Regions from separate parts of the Mus musculus genome. Here region 2 is linked to region 1. Evidence: chromatin contacts called from ENCODE Hi-C or POLR2A ChIA-PET data. All regions are on one chromosome and are shown on one strand. The core of a region is the stretch at or near the end of the contact, and the rest is flanking DNA. Distances in the headings are between cores, read along the strand shown. Region 1 holds the start of Fam120a (family with sequence similarity 120, member A). Region 2 has its middle 33 kb from the start of Fam120aos.

Region 1 (4,466 bases), core at 715-3,214:
CCCTTAAGTTCTCTGGCCCAATTCTGGCTGCAGAACCTTCTGCCAACGGGACAGCAGAGGGCTAACATGTGGAGCTCTCCCTCCTTACCCACCAATCAGGGCTAGTGAAGGTCACTCAACACTTCCTGTGCAGCAGAAAAACAGCTCTCACAAGCTCCTGCCTATGCCAAACGACCCCCAAATTCTTCTTCCTGGTCCTAATTGCTACCTTCATAGTAGACATACAGAACTGAACCACTTTAAAACTCAGAGAACTGACAAGAGCCCATCTCATCAAATTCACAGTACCATGAAATCTAAAACCAAAACGTTACCATAGACAATTTCTCCAAACATCTCATTTTCAAAGGTAGAAGAGCAGGGCATCTGCCTTGAGAATTAAGAGATCAGCCCTGGTTTATAACAAGGTTCCTTCCTCTCCCACAGCTTTGGAGGCTCTGTTTTCAGCTTCCTGTGCCTAAGGTCCTGGCAATATACTCTCATTATTTATTCTCCAGACTTCCAAGATAAACCTGTTGCTGGGAAAGAGTGGGTTAATTTCGACAGATGGGTATATGCTTAAGGATAAGGCCAGTGGGTAGCCTGTCGGCCTCTCAGGGGAGGAGAAAGACTGAGGATGTGGGAGACGACACCACCGATCCCACTTTGGGTGAGGGTCTATCCACCAGCCTCAAGTGTCATATGAACAAGTCTATGGGCCCACAGAGGCCAGAGAGTAGGGAGGAATGTGGTGGGTAGACTTCAACCACACCAGGCCTAAAGGCCCGGGCATCCATCTTGCTCTAGGGCCCCTCTGCCTAGCTTGCATCAAGCCTGGGCATGGTGACACGCTATGTCCCGAGAGGGGCCCTGAGAGACACTGAAGCCTGCTGAGGCCTTCCACGGGCAGGGGCACCCAGGACTCACTCTGGGCTAGGCTGGGCTTCCCGGAACTAGTTCAGCGCTGACAGTGACCTAAGAGACCTCCCAAGTCCAACCCAAATCCAAGCCCAAAAAGACCCTAGGCCAAGCCCCAAACCCCTGGGCCAAGGAACCTCAGACTCAACTCTGATCGCTACCCAAGCAATCCCAGGCCCAGCCCGAAGCGCGAAGAGGCCTGTAGCCCAACTGTGACTCCTGTCCAAGTGACCCCAGACCCCAACCCTGACCCAAACCCGAAGGGAATCGGTCCAAAGGGCACCAGGCCCGATCCTGACTCAGGCCCAAAGAGACCCCAGCCCCAGCCCTGGGAGACCCCGGCGAACCGGCTGCAGCCGCACCTTGACGTGGAAGCGGATGAGCGCCAGGCGGATGCAGTGGGCCATACAGACCGGAGGCAGGAACCAGACCTTGGGCGGTGGCGTGCCCTTGTTCTGGACATGGCTGACGATCTGCTGCGCTGTCTGGCGCTCGTTGCCCTGCCGCTTGACCCACTCGTGCAGCCGGGCCTTCTCGAGCGCGCCATTGAAGAAGACGAAGAGCTCGATGTTGCCTCCGAAGCAGGCCTTGGCCAGAGCCGCCAGGTAGCCGAGCATGTGGTTCCACTGGCCGCCGCTCACCCAGTCGGTGTAGAAGCCACCGTACAGGCGATGCAGGCAGTTGTCGGCATCCACCAGCAGGCGCAGCGGGGTCTGCGGGGGCCGCTGCCGCCCGCCGCCCACCAGGCTGCCCCGGGCCAGCTTCTGCAGCTCCACCGGCACCACGGCGCTCGGACAGTGCTTCTCGATGTAGTCCTGGAAGCCCTGCACGCCCATGGCGGCGGCGGCGGGGCGCGCGCGCGCGGGCGGCGGCGGGGCCGGCGGCGGCGGGGCTGGGGGCGGCAGGGCCGTGGCGCGGCCGGCGGGCGCGGGCAGCCTCAGGGCTGGCTGGGGCTGGCCGGGGGCGCGCTCACGGCCGCCGCGGCCGCCATGTGCTGCCGCCTCCCAGGGCCATGTCTGGGGAGGGACCTGCGCCGCCGCCGCGCTCTGCGAGGCCGAGGCCGAAGCTGGGCCGGGCGGGGCGGCGCTGACGTCGGGCCCGCCCGCGCGGACGCGGGAGGCGGAAGAGGCGGCGCCGGGGCCGCGGCCGGGCTCCCGGGGCGGCGGCGGCGGGGCGGAGAAGGCGGAGCGCTACTCGGCTTGTCGGGCCCTTTAGGGGGCCGCAGCCGGGCGGGTTCGGGGAGGCGCCTGGGCCCGTGCAGGCCGCGCCCGGAGGCCGCGGCCTCCGAGGCTGGCTCCGCCCCGCTCGCGGCTGCGGGCCCGGTAGGCGTGGCCGGCAGCCAGCGCTCCTCCTCCGCCGCGTGTGTCGCGCGGCGGGGTTAGGGGGAGCCTGGAGCCCGGGAGCGCGAGCCGCGGAGGAGGACGGCGGCGACAAGATGGCGTCGCTCCCGGGACGGGACGGCGGCTTCACGGCCTGGTGTCGGGACCCGGCTGAGGAGACTCCCCGAGAGGGGCAAGCCTCCCCGGCGTGCGCCGCCCTCCGGAGACGAGCGGACGTGCGCTGCCTCCAGGGGCTCGGGCTGCGAGGGTCCGGCTAAACCCAGGCGCCGACGGTACGTATGCTGAGCCAGGACCAAACGTTCTGAAGGAGAAGCTGTCCGCTGGGGACCTGGGCACGTAGCTCAGTTGGCACAGTGCTTGTCTGGGATCTTCGATCGCCCAGGGTTCGATTCCCGCGTGTTGCTTAGGCCGTAATCCCAGCATTCTGAAGTGGAGAGTAGAGGATCAGAGAAGTTCAAGGTCATTCCATCCAATTGGAAGCCAGCCTGGGCTACATGAAACCCGCCTCCCGCTCCCCCTTCCCCCAAGAAAAAGGAGCGGTTTTTTTTGTTTGTTTTGTTTTGTTTTTTTGCTTACCTTCAATTTTTCATCTGTTCTTTTTCTAGACAAGCCGCTGCTGGAGCGGGGTGCACTGGACACAGGAGTGACCCATCCATCGCACAGAACACCAAGTTCATGCAGACTCAAAGCCCCCCATCAGAGTCTTCGAGAATAGGCAAACTGAATTCTATAGTTTCTTTTAATTTTTTTTTCTTTTAAAGACTATTTTTATTCTTTGACAGTTTCATGCGTGTATACAATGAACTGTGATCATAACACCCCATTCTTCCACCAATCTCAAACACAGGCTCCTGTGATGTAGACAGATGAAATGCGCTTAGGGCCTTGATGGATTTTCCTTAATTTTTTTAAACCCGATACGTTATGCCACTTATGTATAAAATTAGTGATGAGGCCACTAGTCCGCCTAGCTGAGTAGAAAACTTAATCCCAGAGTAAGTAATTCCATGTCATTTAGAAATTAAGATTACACTTAAAGCCTCACTAAATAATAACATCCCCCAAAATAATCAAGTTTTATGTAATTCACAGCTAGTATACAAGATTGCACATGAATCACTTGTATTTTCTTAACAAGATTACATTCCATATATATTTCATTCACTTGTTTAGGTTTGTGTTTATTTTTGTTGTGGTTTCTTGTTTGCTGGCCTGCTTGGGCTAGCCCTTTGCCATCCTGACTGCCTGGCCTGTTTTTTATTTCTTTTAAACATTACTGCTTTTATTTATTTATTTTAAAAAGGGAGAGGGGAGAAAGCTTTTGTGCTAGCACCCATGATTTTGGAATTAAGCATACATTTTATTTTAAGACCGTAGGATGGTGATCCTTCTAAAAGAAAGTATCACTCTCCTTAAGAGAGCCTTGGCTTTCTGTGGCCTCCCAGGTTGTTATACAGATGTTAGCAATGCCAGCTTTTGTAGTCACTTCTGTACTCTGTGATTGTATAGACTGTGCTTTGGAATTTTGAGAACTTTAAAATTCATTTTCATAATAAAAGCCCTCAAAATTTCATCATGCTTGCTTTCCCTGTTTAACTGTGTATGCCCTCCAAACTTATTAATGATTGGGAAATTGTTTGGCTAACAACGCTATAAAGAAAATTCAGGAGTTGAGTGATGTTTAAATTTTCTAAATATCTAAATCCTATTTGAAAAATACTAAATCTTAGAGTCTGCTTGGGAATACAATATGATTAGGGACTTTTTTTTCTCCATTTAGGGCTGTATTAGAGAAACTTTTCATGAAGTGATTACCACACTACTGAGGGGAAAAATAAATGAATAATACTGCATGACCATAGACTTCCAAGAATTCTCACCCTTTTAATTCCAGAACTCAGGATGCAGAGGCAGGTGGACCTGGGTGAATTGAAGGACAATCTTCTGTACCTAATGAGTTCCAGGTCACCAGTGCTACACAGAGAGACAGAGAGACCCTGTCTCCCCGACTGCCTCCAAAAAAAAAAAAAGGATTATGACTACTAGATTAATAGAGAGAGCCAGCCAGCCACAGAGCACAGAACTTAAGCAGGCGGGGGCGGGGGGGGGGGGGGGGCGGGAGTTTACTCTCAGCATTTCAACTTGTTTCCCATCGGCTAATTTACTTACAGCTTAAAGCAGGAAAATGTTGCCCTTTTTTTGGTTTGGGAGTTGGGGTTGGGTTTTGGG
Region 2 (4,645 bases), core at 2,031-4,530, 34 kb after region 1:
TCCTGGGATTCTGTGACCTAGACTGTCCCCTCCACACTGCCGGGTCATATCACCCAGCCCCGCCAGCACTCCCACAGCTCTAAAGGGTCTCTCTCCTTTGTGTGTGCTCCCCAACCTCTGACCACCTCTTGCCCAAGGGACTTCCATAGACTCACCTCTTCAAGTTTTTGAGTTCTACTGCCACCTTGTGGTCACATTTCCTTCGTACTCCCGTTTTCCTCTTGAACCCCAGTCCCAACTGTGATTGTTCTGAGTAGAGGGCCTCTTTGGAAGCAGCCAGCAGATAGGATCACAGAATCAAACAGCCTGGCCTCTAGTTTTGTCATCCTGCAGGTGGTTGGCTGTGAGCCTAGACCGGGACTCGAGTTCCTTGAAGCCTCATCTATAAAAAGGGACCAACAGAGGTACCTGTCGTGAGGTGCCGTCTTAAGGATTAAATGGGTTGTCTACCCAGAAAGAGTCTGATCCAAGATAAGTGCCCAAGCAGTAGAGCTGTGGTTTTCTGTGTGAATGAAAGAGTATTCAGGTTCTTTGAAGCTCATCAGGGCAAAATTTCATTAATATAGCCTCCGAATACATTTCAGTTCACAGGCACATGGTAGACACAGCGTGTTAACAACTCTGCAATCTGTTCAATGTAATAATATATTGGAAGACAGTTTTGGGTGAGACCCACAGGTCGAGATCATAATATTTTTGGCCTCAGAAGTCCTCCAAACAAAACAGGCCATTGCCATTGTTCCTAAAACTTAGCATTCCCCCAAACTCTCCAAGGCCCTAGCCAAATTCAGAGTTACTTGAACCCCTAGCAGTAGAGTCAACCAATCAAGAGAAAAGTCATCTATCCCTCCATGGAATTCCCCTAAACCTGCATAAAAGAATGCCTGCAAGCCCCCTCAAAGGGTCTCCACTTAGCTCTGGAGTACCCCTGCATGCTGATCTTTTCTGCAGAATAAACACTCTTTGCCTTTGCATACTATTTGAGCCTGAGGTGTCATCCTTCAGTGATTCACAGACCCTAACAGCAGGATCTAGAAAAATCAAGCTGGAAGTGTGCCAGAAGCCTCTTCCCTGCTGGGTAGCTTCCACAGTGCTGGAAGGGGCTGTACAGGACTCTAGAGAAGAAACATCACCGGTAGAATTGCCTAGCAGTATATCCTCCAGGATATAACACTAGCTGCACACAAGGTATGCCAACTGGCACATTAGTGGCATGACTGTTAATGGGATAATCAAATACTTTCTGATTGGATTTGAGGCTCACTCACTGGGAGGGAATCCATGTCTGGTACTGGTCAAAAGCCCATAGCTGGGGACAACATAGGCTACAGTGGGAAACCTATCAATATTGTTTTGCTAAGTGGACACTGCTTGTAAAACGTATAAATGCCTTCTAAATATTTATGTTTATGCCTATAGAATAGTGCTACTTTGATCTTAGTTACCAAAGCTTAGTTTTGCAATGGGTAGTGTGTTGGTGCCAAAATGTGTAACTAGTCAAACTGCAATGTATAGGTAACTGTTAAATGTTTAACCCTAAACATAACATCCGCGTCCACCCTCTCCTCAAAACTCGGGGACGTCACTGAAGAGTGGTTGGGGAAGAATGTAAGAGTTAGCCTGGCAGTGGTGATGTAAGCCTTTGGTCCTAGCACTCAAGAGGCAGAGGCAGGAACATCTCTGTGAGTGCAAGGCCAGTCTGGTCTACAGAGTGAGTTCCAGGACAGCCAGGCCTACAAAGAGAAATCCTGTAAGATGCAAGTAAGAGCTGAAGGGTGAGGAGTTCTGTGAAATGATGTCATCTGGTCATGCCATGGTCACTGCACATATGAACTCACAGCAGCTGTGGTTACATGCCCAAGACCTGCACAAAACAGAGCCCATCAGCACTCCAGCATTTATGAAAGAAGGCCTTCTGAGACCCGCACACCGCCTCCCCCTTAGTAAGGAGCTAGTCAGTTAATGCTGCTTGGGGAGGGGGGAACATTTTTTTTCTTCCAGTGGAGTAGCGTCTGATAATTTGCCCATGGTCCAATAAGTAACCTCAAACCCAAATAAAAGAAATGATAAACTATGAAAAGGAAAATAATAACAACAATTTAGAGCTCAGTTGGTCAAATACTCACCCGGTAAGCATAAGGGTCGGGATTCAGTGCCCATGCAGAGAATGCTGAGTCCGGTAGGGTCAATGCAAACCCAAAACTCTCACCTCAAAGGGAAGGAAAGAGTGTTTATTCTGAAGCTAAATATGAGTGGCCAGGGCTAGGGAATGCAGGTTCAGGCTACCCCAAATTCCTTATTCCAATGTGGTAATGGTTCAATAAAGTTGGGTTTTGTTTGTTTGTTTGTTTTAGCAACAGAACAAAGAATGTTATAAATGAAGACACTTTTTACAAATATTGGCGAAGACATTACAGCAGAGCAGCTAGAGGCTTCAGATGCTAGTCGATGACACTCTTAACTTTTTGGCTGGTAGAAAGAGGTTTTGTCCAGTTAATACATTCTGAAGGGTTTTATCTGTTAGTCACAGGAAGTTAGGTGAGACATGGAGTACTAAGGGATGGTGGTTTAGGGGGCCAGAGATAGCCCAAGATAAACTGTAATTTGGCTGTGAACCTGCAACTTCCCAACCTCTGCACAGTCACTGGAGTCCTAATGGGTTAATCAGCTTTGAGGAAGGTTCAACAGATGAAGAGCTTCTGTCTGGGTCCTGTCCCCTCAGCAGTGCTCCCTGGAGCTCAATGATGCACCAAACCGATGAGACATCCTGTCTTAGTGGTGCCTGAGGGAATGACACCCCTGTAGCCTCCACGGAGACATGCATGTATCGGTGCCCCCTCCCCACTCAAAAATCATTCTTTTTGTTTGAGACAAAATTTCATTATGCAGCCCAGACTGGCTTCAAACTTACAACCCTCCTGCCTCTACCTCCCAAGTTTTGGGATTTCGTGTGTGTATCTGATGTGAGATAATTTTTACATAGCTCTATTACAGGGTGATAAACATACACATTGCTATCTGGGGGCAGTTGAGTGGTCTTTTTTTTTTTTTTATATGCTGGTGTCTGGAGTTATGAGAGGTCTTCTCTTTCTTCCTTACTTTGAGTTTTTATTGTTGGTACAGTGCACCCAGAAACATGACAGTGACAGAAATTAAGCAGAGGAACAGTGACAATGGCAGAGTCTGTTGGGGTAATGGCAATAGGCAGCACTGAAGATGGAGAACGGCCAGGGCCAAAACCACAGGGAGCAGAAACAGGACGGCAGGGCTATGAGGAGCTGACAGTGCTGCAGGCCCTCTCCCTGGAAGCCTCTGGGGAAGCTGCCAAGACTTCAAAGCTGAGCAAGGCCTTCAGACACAGTCTGCCCAAGGGCTTTAGTATCTCCCGCTTTAGGGCCAAGATTGCTGGCAAAGGAAGCAATTCTCCCTGCCTGTCCATAATACCTGTTTGGATAGCATAAAAAGTCCCTAGCTGATCAGTTACAGGGAGACTTCAGAAATAAAACATGTTCCATACCTGTAGAAACAGAGGCTACACCATGGACTCTGTCTCAGTAAGCAGGAGCTAAGAGCTGGGCAGAATCTTCATTTCCTGTTAATAGTCCCCATAGAAGACAGTCACATGCTGTCCAGTGCAGCCACTGCTGAGCACAACGCTGAGGGACATTTTCTCAAGTTCTGTAGATTGCACTAGAGTCCAGAGAGAGTACTTCTCCAAAACAAGTTCTTTTATTTTTTATTTTATGTATGCATGTAAATCTTAGTTAGGGTTTTACTGATGTGAATAGACACCATGACCAAGGCAACTCTTACAAGGACATTTAATTGGGGCTGGCTTACAGGTTCAGAGGTTCAGTCCATTATCATCAAGGCAGGAGCATGGCAGCATCCAGGGAGACATGGTGCAGGCAGAGCTGAGTTCTACATCTTCCTCTGAAGGCTGCCAGCAGAATACTAACTTCCAGGCAGCTAGGATGAGGGTCTTAAAGCCCACACCCACAGTGACACACCTACTCCAACAGGGCCACACACCTTTAATAATGCCTGGGCAGAGCATATAGAAACCATCACATGTATGTATGCTGTGTTTTGTGACAAGTTCTATCTATGTAATCCCAGATATCCAGGAACTTGCTTTATAAACCAGGCTGGTCCTCAATTCACAGAGAATTAACTGTCCTAGATTATCTTTGTAGACCAGGCTGGCCTCAAACTCACAGACCCACCTGCCTCTGCCTCCCAAGTGCTGAGGTTAAAGGTGTACATCACCAGGCTCAGACACTACATGTGTGTGTGTGTGTGTGTGTGTGTGTGTGTGTGTGTGTGCAGGTGTATATGTGTTATGTGTGTATCAATCCATGAAGAGACCAGAGATCAATTTCGGATGTTATTCCTCGGGGGACACCCATTTTATTTACTTATTTATTATACATGTACTCATGTGTGTGTGTGTCTGTGTGTGTGTCTGTGTGTGTACATGTGTGTGTATGTGTATGTATGTATGTGTGTACATTCATGTCCGTGAATGTGGATGTAAATGTGGGTATATGGAGATCAGAGGACAACTTGGGTGTTGCTCCTCACCTTTTATCTCTGGGCAGGTCTCTGTTGTCCTGATGTGTGACCCAAGTTTCTGGGATTCTCC

The links. Hi-C counts contacts between places; a loop is a spot of excess contacts on that map. ChIA-PET counts read pairs that join two places held with the same protein, here RNA polymerase II (POLR2A).
Region 2: a loop to region 1 is called in a map of gastrocnemius, with 6 times the contacts of the local background. The contact joins the enhancer-like site here to the promoter of Fam120a in region 1. A Hi-C loop is called at or near these places in 2 of 37 maps with a recorded cell type or tissue (gastrocnemius and regulatory T cell). POLR2A ChIA-PET finds 5 or more read pairs at or near these places in 2 of 5 experiments (Patski and embryonic stem cell).

The regions. Positions count from the first base shown.
Region 1 is chr13:48,966,096-48,970,561 of GRCm38, forward strand. Fam120a (family with sequence similarity 120, member A) reads right to left here and starts at 1,965. Exons shown (of 18, transcript NM_001033268.3): 1 at 1,260-1,965. The coding sequence starts at 1,733. It overlaps Fam120aos (family with sequence similarity 120A, opposite strand), which reads left to right and starts at 2,017. Exons shown (of 2, transcript NR_015601.1): 1 at 2,017-2,509; 2 at 2,843-3,810.
Region 2 is chr13:48,998,598-49,003,242 of GRCm38, forward strand. No RefSeq gene overlaps it. Among named protein-coding and RNA genes, the nearest start is that of Fam120aos, 33 kb to the left of the region's middle. Within about 2 kb of position 3,281, at least 1 of the 3 ENCODE cell types and tissues checked has a DNase peak (open chromatin) inside an H3K27ac peak, as active enhancers do; it is gastrocnemius, where a contact is called at or near this core.